Regions from separate parts of the Homo sapiens genome. Here region 1 is linked to region 2. Evidence: chromatin contacts called from ENCODE Hi-C data. All regions are on one chromosome and are shown on one strand. The core of a region is the stretch at or near the end of the contact, and the rest is flanking DNA. Distances in the headings are between cores, read along the strand shown. Region 1 has its middle 26 kb from the start of SCEL. Region 2 holds the start of CLN5 (CLN5 lysosomal BMP synthase).

Region 1 (5,141 bases), core at 2,454-4,953, 520 kb before region 2:
ATAGTGGCTCCAAGCCAAGCACGAGCTCATGTGGGTGATCATCTAATGTGCCTCACATGGCCTGGTTACATAATGTGTGGGGTCGTGCATCTGCTCTCCAAACACGCTGAGTAATGCTGCACCAGAAGGCCACCTCAGCCTACTCCTGACTAAAGCGCAGCCATTTTTCTTACACTATGTTGGCCAGGCTGGTCTCAAACTCCTGACCTCAAGTGATCTGCCTGCCTTGGCCTCCCAAAGTGCTGGGATTACAGGCGTGAGCCACCGCACCCAGCCAGAATGGTTTTTATTAGAATGAATAACATGTTCTATGTAAGATTAGTTGTGTTTAGTATGGGTGTTTTGCCTTCAATTCTACTTTGGTACTCCTTAGGACTTTGGATGAAAAACTTTCATTGTATTTTTGTTAGAACTTGACTTTTCCATAAACCCCCTCACCCCCCAAAAAAGAAAGAGAATATCTCTATTATTAGGAAATGCACAGTAAAATATTTTAGGGTAAAGTGATACTGGGGTAAAAAGCCATGATTTGTACAATTTATATTGGTAAAATAATGGTAAATCGTGAAGAGTCAAGACAGCAAATTACAAACAAATGACATAAAATGATGACAATAGATGAACCTGAGTAAAGGGTATAAGAGATGTTCTTAGTGTTATTCTCATTCTTGCAACATTTTTCTAAGTATGCAGTTATTTCCAAATAAAAAATTCAAATTAAAAATCAGACTGGGTGCAGTAGCTCATGCCTGTAATCCCAGCACTTTTGGAGCCTGAGGCAGGTGGATCACTTGAGCCCAGGAATTTGAGACCAGCCTGGGCAACAGGGTGAGACCCTGTCCCTACAAGAAATAATTTTTTAAAAACACCTGGACATTATGATGCATGCTTGTGGTCCCTGCTACTCAGGAGGCTGAAGTAGGAGGATCACTTGAGCCTGGGAGATCGAGGCTGCAGTGAGCCAACATTATGCCACTGCACTCCAGCCAGGGCAACAGAGTGAGCCCTTGTCTCAAAAAATAATAATAATAATAATAATAATAATTCTAATGACATATGCAGTAACACCAAATATTCTTCCATGGATTCCTCATCTCTCTCCTGTAACCTGGACAACTCCTCCTGTTTGTCCTTTAAAATAATCTGCCAAAGCATTATTTCCTCTATGAATACCTTTGGCAACACTTTTCTCTAAAAAGAAACTCTTAATATACCTTTCATGTCATCTGAAATTGCATTTATACCTTAGTAACAGAGTGAAAGTAGCAGTGACTTAAACTAGACAGAAATGCATTTCTACACCCAACTTGAGGGAGAGTCAATCCAGGGTTCTGCTCAGTAATCAGTGTCCAGGGTCCTTCTATCTTTGTTCCCTGACATCCTTTGTACATGACTTCCATGCTTAAGATCACATCATGCTTCAGGGTGTCTGCTAGAGCTACAGCCAACACATCCGCATTCCACAACCACATCACGTCCACATTCCAGCTAGCAAGCCCCAGTCATTTCTCCCCAAGCTAAGGGAACTTTTCCCCAAATTCAACCCAAAAACTTTCATTTGCATATTATTAGCCAGAATTTAGTCCATGGTCACACGCAGCTACAAGAGAGGATAGAAAAATGGGGCCTTCAGCTGGATATTTTGCCACCTGGTATAGAATCGGGTTTCTGCTATAAGAAAGAGAAGAAGAATTAATACTGGGTGGGCAATTATCAGTCTATGAACACCTCCCATTGTGATATTCACCATTATTTTATACATCTTCCATTATGTCACATTTTCTTTGTTTTCATGTCAATATGGCAAACTACAGGATAAATTTTTAGATATGAAATGTCTATATTCATGTCTAGTCCCCTGATGCTAGCTCAGGCCAGTCACATGGTAATTGCTCGTGTAAGGTTGAGGAAATTAAGTGAACTGATAGGCAGCCATTCGAGATATTCCAAATGAGTACAATTTACATTCCACACAAGTATCATTCAATCATGGAAGACTTTGAGAACTGACTTCTCAAAGTTTAATTTGGTTATAAAATCTGAGTTAATTTTGGCAGTGACAAAATTCCCTGATGATTATAGGTCATAGAATGTAGAAGATATCATACAACAGAAGGTTTTAACAGAAAAATATAATTCTTTTCCTTAGCCTCAATGACTCTGCCCTCTTTTGTCTCTAAATGCTGAGAGTTCCTTCATTTCAATGTTAAAACATTTAATGTTAAGTGATTTCTAACCTCATGTAACCAATCTATAAGGAAGTGGGTTCAGGAACAATTTAAATGGCATTCTCAACAATGAGCAGCATAATAGGAAACAGGAAGCAAAGATGTCAGATTTCTAAGTGATGTTTCATCTTCTCAAGCATATGATTCTTGGCAGAACCCAACCGATCTTCAGAAACGAGAAAAAGGTCAATCTTTCTATGTGAAAGCACTTAACTGGAAAAGAATTTTCATCCACAGGAAGAAAAAACCTTCTGTAGTTGTGCTTTTACTATGTGTCAGGCAAGTTGCCAGATACTAGAGGCAGAATGGCATAAAAGAAAGAAAAGACCCTTAATTTTATGGAATCTTTAGCCTCATAGAGTTCTTCCAGCTAGTAAGTAGTAGAGTATGTTTTCAAAGATTGTCTGCCTTTAAAACCCACGCACTTCACTTGATCTTAGCCAAAAGGCCAGGAAGCAATAACTCACTCACTTGACCACTGTATTTTTGGATTAAGAATTAGTCCTTCTTATACATTTCTATCTTAAATTTTGGGTCTACAACCACATGAGAGCTTAAAATCCTAAACCGTTACATTCAGTACTTATGATTTCCATTGAAAAATGAAATTGGTGGTAATGGTAATTGAACTGGAATAACTTTTTTAAGTAAAACAGAATGTTCATTGATATTTTCTCTCGTTTTAAAGGCTCACTTCACTGAGTTCTATATAAATAAGTTACCAAAATTTTGGAGTTCTCAGATTGCTCTATGATCATCTCAACATAGCAAGCAACACTCAACTGCAAAGCAATCATTTGGATATTCTTTTTCTACTTGACAGCAAAAATTCATATTCAATTTTTTTCCCTAAGTTACCCAGAAAAGTTGGCACTGTGGGCAGCCTCAGCACAGTTGCCAGACATACTGGGGAAAAAAAATTACCCGAAAGAAAAGGTGGGGCTTCAGAAGTAAAACAAAAGCCATGCCAAGAAAGATAAACACACACCCTCCTTTGAAGATTATTGCCAAGTGTCTTTAAAATCATGCCAAAGAAAGCATCCCATCCAGGTTTACTTCATCTCAATCTCTCCTGTTCTAACTCTAAATAAGCAGGCTGTCACTTGCAGCTCAACAATTCTACCTTGAGCTTTAAAAAGGTATTAAAGAACTTATTGCCTGAAATCAGAGCACTGTTTTTACTGTGTTGCCTGATTCTTATCTGATGGAGAACAGTCAAGAATGGAATATAAGGCGTCTGGTCACATATTTGAGACCACAAAAGATCAGGGTGGGACAACCTCACAGTACATCATGTGTTCCCCAGATGGTCCATTGAGTACCTTCTTCTTTGAGAAAAAAACAAAAGCATCCCTTACTGGTTGTCACACGTACATTCTCTAATTAATAATAGGTCTATCACTATGGGAAGTTGTCCAGCCTGAAATGTGAGATCATCAAACCCTAGAAAAGCCATAAAAATATCATTTCGCTATGTATACCCGGCATTCTGCCAAAAGAAATTGTAAGTGCCTCTGAATCACTGCTCCAGAGCACCAGCCCACAGTGACCACAAAGCATATGCAGTCTCACCTAGAATGATCAGCAAGATAATAATTCTCCCTGGTAATAACACTTGCTGTGGTTGCAAGCCCTGATCATTGTTCTCTTTTTTAAAACTAGGGGAGAGACAAATGCTCATGAGTAACTGTAAATGTGACAAAGGATGATGTCTCCAGGTCAAAAATGGACTACGTAGTCCATTTTTTATGCATTTCCCCCTTCTTAAAAATTACTATGAGTTACGCCTGTAATCCCAGCACTTTGGGAGGCCGAGGCGGGCGGATCACGAGGTCAGGAGATCGAGACCACCCCGGCTAAAACGGTGAAACCCCGTCTCTACTAAAAATACAAAAAATTAGCCGGGCGTAGTGGCGGGCGCCTGTAGTCCCAGCTACTTGGGAGGCTGAGGCAGGAGAATGGCGTGAACCCGGGAGGCGGAGCTTGCAGTGAGCCGAGATTGCGCCACTGCACTCCAGCCTGGGCGACAGAGCGAGACTCCGTCTCAAAAAAAAAAAAAAAAAAAAAAAAATTACTATGAGTTATTGCATAACAAAGTAAATTAAGTGATTATATTAAGTCATTTTAGTTAAAAATTGTTCCAACTTGAGCCTAATGCCTGCCTATGATTATAGTTTGTAGCCCTATTAAATTCAGGACCACCCCCCGCCAAGCCAAAAAAAATTTTTTAAAAAAATAAGAACTAGGCAGAAGACATGGAAACAAACACAATCACAATCATCTGCTTGGTTCTGAAATCTGAGTATGACCAAGAAGAGGTGTTTAGCGGTATTGGTGGGATCGCGGAGTACAGGGGATTCAGGACTTTATGTCCTAAAAAGGAGCAGTAGTACCCAAGTTCTAAAAGGGACAATAAGAATGAATCTAATCAATTTCTTTTTAATGAATAAATTAATTGAATTGGACATCTCCATATAAAATACCCATGCACTTTTCACTTTGGGGCACTAGAGGGAAACAAAGTAAGAAAAATAATGAAGCCTTGTGTATCAAGCTGCTAAAAGAATACTTTTTTTTTCCATGTTCATGAACTCTTCTGTTACTTTTGGTGGGAAATGGTATTCACATGGTAGCCTAGTTTAAAAAAATACCATTTTGGATTTGATCTCACAATACTTCAAGCCCACTTACCAGGAACAAACCTACAGCCAGAACCTCAAAAGGTCCATTATCTTTGGTTAAGTCAGAAAAAAAAAAAAAAGTGAAGCAGTAAGTCAGCTTTGAGAAGGATGCAGGTGACAGAAGCCTATTATTTAAGGCTTAATTAAATTCTTTTTAGGAAATTACTTTCCCAATTACATGTAAGAACACATTTTTCAATGTTATGAGGGTGGGAAGAGGGAGAGGTTCAGA
Region 2 (5,075 bases), core at 854-3,353:
TCCCTGCCTTATAATTGGGGAGGGCTAAACTTAAAGGATGTTAAGTAGCAGATCTGACAGGACTGAATTTGCTATAAAGTAAACCTTATTTCACGAATTAAAAGAGGGTATGGAGAGAGGCCAAATAAAACATGAGAGATCAGTTAGAAGGTGACCTCAACAATGCAGGCAAGAAAAGAAGACCGGAGAAGGCCACAGCAATAGGACTCGAGGGGCACTGCAGCTGAATTCAGCTCAACAGACACACTGGTCACCTATAATCTGGCACTGGGAAAGAAAGAAGTGGTGGCGACAACAGCTTCTATCTAAGAATCCTAGATCCCCAAGGTTGTAGCCAGATCTAACAAATCTTAACAAATCAACAAAAATTTCTATTTTAACTTAAGAAGTTAAAATCTTTATGCTAATCGAAACTATTAACGACGCTCCCAAAAGTTTCTGCTACTTGGGTACAGTGTTTTATAGGCACTTACCTGGTTTAAACAAATACATAATCACATGGAGATTTCACTGACACAGCAAAATCTATTTTAGTTCAAAGGTAATTTAAGTGTGAACTTAATAAACTTAAATATTATATTCAATTGAGGGAATTAGATGGGAGCACGTACTTAATATCTGAGACTTAAAAAAAAAATCCACTAAAAAGCCATAGTCAACACCTTGCCCTAATGTTAAATCAAATCGTTTGGATTTACAATTCTTGTTCTATTGAGTAATTTTGACTTCTTACAAACATTTTATTATTAACATTTTCCAGAAAACTAGCTTCAACCACAAACTTCTCTTTCCACGTAGTATATCACACAAAACAAAAAAGTGTTGTAAACATTTCAGTGAGCAGAATACACTATCTAGGTTTGACAACAGCTGGCATTTTACTAGATTTAATCCTTCCAGCAAACCTATGAGGTACGTGCTACCACTATTCCTATTTTTTGACTCAGGGCATGTGGGCACAGAGATTCTGAGTAACTTTCCCAAGATCCCTGGTGATGACAGAGCCAGATTTGACCCGCAGCAGGCAGAACTCCTTCCCACTCATACTGTCATACAAAATAGCTGTTTTTTTCAGGTTTGTTGTGTGCAGTTTTAGCTGTTGATTACTTATGCTAGTAAGTTAAAATTATGTCCAATGATGCTTTTGGTTTAAAGAAAAATAGCTGTTTTCAAAAACTGCTGGTCTTTCTCCTGCCTGATGTTGACACCATGTTTTCTTTCTCTGTGTTTAGCTATCTCTGACCGCCGGAGGCTGTGTCTTCTCTGTCAAAGGCTGGAATCGACCTCCCAGGTGTGCGGGCTCTGTCCCCGACTTAGGACCGGCGTCCTACCTCCAGGCTGAAGACTGGACAAAAGCGGTGACAATCTTCCCGGTCTAACCAGGACTGCAGGAGACGGGGATTCCCGGGATGCGCGACTTTTGAGGGCAAAACTGGGAAGTCCCAATAAGGACTTCGGATCAGGTTCTGATCAGGTTCAAACCAGAGCGAGTTGGTCGCCCAGTAAATTGTACCAAATGTTCCGCGGTAATAACTAACGACAGTGCATGATATAAATAAATGCGATAGACAGTGTTTTTAAACTACTCAAGAAATCAGCTACTTGTACCCAGAAGTCCCTCCATTAAATAACATTACTCTCCTTTTCTTCTTCCACGATTCAGGACTGTCCTGAGTCTGCCGCAAGTGACCAGAGGGGACGAAAGGTCCCAGGGCTGCACGTAACGAGCGGCTGCGACTCCCCAGTCCTCAACTTTGCTCTCAAGTGCGCTCCGAGCGTCACCCGGCGCTGTCCCCGCACCATCTCGTGACCCGACACAAACCACGGTGAGCAGGGGTCCCCGCCCCAGCACCCCATCCCCCATCGTCAACGCCGACCCCAACCCCGACAGTGCGCGCGCCGCCGCACTCACTTGTAGGGCACCGGCCAGTGGCGCCGGGAGGGGATGCCCGAGACCCGGGACCAGCCCGGAACCACCGCGAGCCAAAGCAGCGCCAGGGCCCAGCACCAGGAAGCGCGTCCCCGAGCCGCGCCCGCGCCCCGCCGCATCTCGGCGCCCTGTGCCGTGTCTACCTCCTGCGCCATCAGGCTGCACCCAGTACTTCCGGAGCCTCTCGAGGCCTGCGACGCCGGTGGGAGGAGCATGCGCGGAGCCGCCAGTCCGGGACGCGGGGCGCCTTGCCCCTGCGCGTCAGCTCCAGAGCTTGGCCCCAAGCGCAGGTTCCGGCGCATGACACCTCCCCGCGCCCGGCCCGCGGCGGCTTCCACACTTTGCAGTCCAGGAAGGTGCTTTGGTCTGGCTCCCAGGAGAATTCGATCCAGACCTGGGGCGTCATCTTTTATGAATTGACCTGTCCTTGCCCAAAAGCCACCACCAAAACCAAAAATCTGTCACCGGGGCTCCTCCCAACACCGAACTTTTACCCCATCCCACAGGGCCCACGCTAGGTGTCAACAAACGTTGAGTGAACGAGAATGTGTATTTGGAGCTGAGGGTGCAGGGCTGGGGGTGCAGTGAGGAAGAAGGGACAATAGTGCGGAAATGGCTCGTCGTCACCCGACCTGGGCCAGTCATAACAGTGGTTAACACTGACAATATGTGGTCCCTGCCACTCCCCAAGTGCTTAGTGGGGAAATGACTCGTCCTCACTCGACCTGGGCCAGTGATAACAGTGGTTAACACCGACAATATGTGGTCCCTGCCACTACCCGAGTGCTGCCGAATCTACCCCCTCCCCTACCGCTCCCCTCACAGGCAGGTGTTCCTTGCTTGGATCTGTCACTTCACTGGAAAGAAGTTTCTGCATCACCTTCTCTTCTTTGACTCTTCAACTAGGTCAAGAAAACAATGGCATCAATTACCCGGCTTTTGAGGAGCCTCTTGTGGCATGCTTTGCTGTTAGGCACAAATACTGACTTAAGTCTATACGTAGTACATTCAGGGCCTTGCCATAGTCACTTGTTTTTACCAGACAGCAGTTTTGCAGGGCCTTAGACCGGGACTTTCCAATTCCTTCACTTCACCCACAACTCGTGTGAAGCATCATAATGTTTGTAAGCCTATGGGAATAAGCAAGGTGGCTTCGGTAGCCGGAGATGACCACCACAATCCATTGGAGGATATGTAGCTTGTGGGGGTGTCACTGACTTCCTTGGGCCCTCCAGGTCTCTTGATTACATATGGGACTCAGTACCCTGCCCCAAACACACACTCCTTTGCCCACTTGCTGCTCCAGGTTTGGGGGTTTTGCGGAGGTTCAGGCTGGGCTGCATTTTACCATACGTTTGTCTAAGCGTTTTGATAGCTACCTAGCTCTCCTCCGTATACTATGGCCAAATTCAAAATTACCAAGGCTAAACTGGCTTCTTCAAAGACCTGCCCAAGATAAGAGGGGGAAGCATTCTAGCCCTGAGAGCTGAAATGTAATGTCTGATTTGAAGGGCACCTGAAGGATTCCGTGGCCCCACACTTGAGCCTAGCTTAAAAAGCAATCAGCAGGAACAGCTTTAAAAAAAAAAAAAAACATTGATTAGAGCATTTACAAATCCTGGAACCATACACAGTATGATGTATGAGGGCCACAGTAGATGGCCTCAACAACCAGAGCCTCCGTGGCTGCCTGGAGAGCGGTGATGCAGGCAGCAGCTTCATGAGATATTTGCAGTTTAATCCAGTCATCTGCAAGCACAATCTGCCCATCAGATTGGACTTTCTTGGAGGCAAAGAGAAGCAACTGCAGTGGGGTGACTAAAGTCATGCCTTTAGCAGAGATGGCTCGAGTTCAAATCTTTTCACCAAATACAAAGAAGGGAGATAGGTACTTCATGTCTTGGCTACTAAAAGGACAATTAACAGTAGATGGTTCCAGGTTCCATCTACTGTTAGTAGAGGGCCACAGTAGAACCTCCCATTCAGTTCAGGACTTCCCAGAGCTACAAAAACAAATTCAGGTTGACCTTGTTCAGTGGTGGAGGCCTCTGGTCTTGCTTCTGCCATCTGTCTCTTCATTCTGTGTGCAGGGAGCTTTCATGGTAAGAAAGCACTTCCTAGTATTGGTTTTTATTTTTTATTTTTTTGGAGACGGAGTCTCCTTCTGTCACCCAGCCTGGAGTGCAGTGATGTGATTTCGGCTCACTGCAACCTCCGCCTCCCGGGTTCAAGCAATTCTCCTGCCTCAGCCTCCCTAGTGGCTGGGTACAAGTGTGTGCCAGTTGTAATTTTTTTTTTTTTTTTTGGTAGAGACGAGGTTTCACCATGTTGGCCAGGCTGGTCTCGAACTCCTGACCTCAAGTAATCCACCTGCCTCGGCCTCCAAAAGTGCTGGGATTACAGGCTGTAGTCACCATGCCTGGCCCTAGTATTGGTCTTAACTCAGCCTCCTGGTAGCTCCCATTCTTCTGGTCTGGTTTTGCCTTGGATGGGAACACTGATTAAACCCCATTCTTTTTGTCTATGACCCCACACCCCAAGCTGAAGGTGCTCATAGATTATCGCTGGTCGATACTGGTTGCTTCCCCCTTGTCCATGGCTTTTAAATCTTGAGGGCCCACAGACAGAACTAATTTCAATCTAATTGGTTTCCCTTGGATCCTTGCCCATTCAGCCTAAGACTGCCTGGACCACATGGCATCTCCCCAGATAGAGTGATAGGATTCTGGGGAAGTGTGGAGTTGAGATGAAATTTAAATAAGCAGTATTTTGGTAGACTCAAAGCAAAACAAGGCTGTATGTCAATGATGGTAGTGGCTGCTCCAGACGGCCTGCTGCTGCCATCAACACACAGGCTCTAGGTCTAGACTGCAAAGTGGATGAAGGGCCTATTTCCTTGGAGACTATGAAGTTAAAATAGCGATGGAGTTTTGTGTCTGGAAACCCCTTATCAGAAGCTTGACATCTGGGTTGTAAATTGAGGCCAATTCTCTGTGTGGAATGACTGAGGTCCTTCAAGCAAAGGTGGGATATTTTATTGTTACTGATGTAATTTCAAACACGAAGTTGTCTCTAATCTATGATTTTAGAGAACAAAGTTTCTTAGTGAATAAGAAAGCAGGAAGCCAGGCAAGGTGGCATGTAC

Evidence for each region. Hi-C counts contacts between places; a loop is a spot of excess contacts on that map. Pooled maps may share reads with other maps.
Region 1: a loop to region 2 is called in a map of OCI-LY7, with 2.8 times the contacts of the local background. The contact joins the enhancer-like site here to the promoter of CLN5 in region 2. A Hi-C loop is called at or near these places in 2 of 168 maps with a recorded cell type or tissue (GM12878 and OCI-LY7) and 4 of 50 pooled maps.

The regions. Positions count from the first base shown.
Region 1 is chr13:77,506,658-77,511,798 of GRCh38, reverse strand. No RefSeq gene overlaps it. Among named protein-coding and RNA genes, the nearest start is that of SCEL, 26 kb to the left of the region's middle. Within about 2 kb of position 3,703, at least 4 of the 41 ENCODE cell types and tissues checked have a DNase peak (open chromatin) inside an H3K27ac peak, as active enhancers do.
Region 2 is chr13:76,989,109-76,994,183 of GRCh38, reverse strand. CLN5 (CLN5 lysosomal BMP synthase) reads right to left here and starts at 2,103. Exons shown (of 4, transcript NM_006493.4): 1 at 1,913-2,103. The coding sequence starts at 2,085. RefSeq lists an enhancer at 599-1,798 and silencers at 1,820-2,059, 2,520-2,589, 2,680-2,769.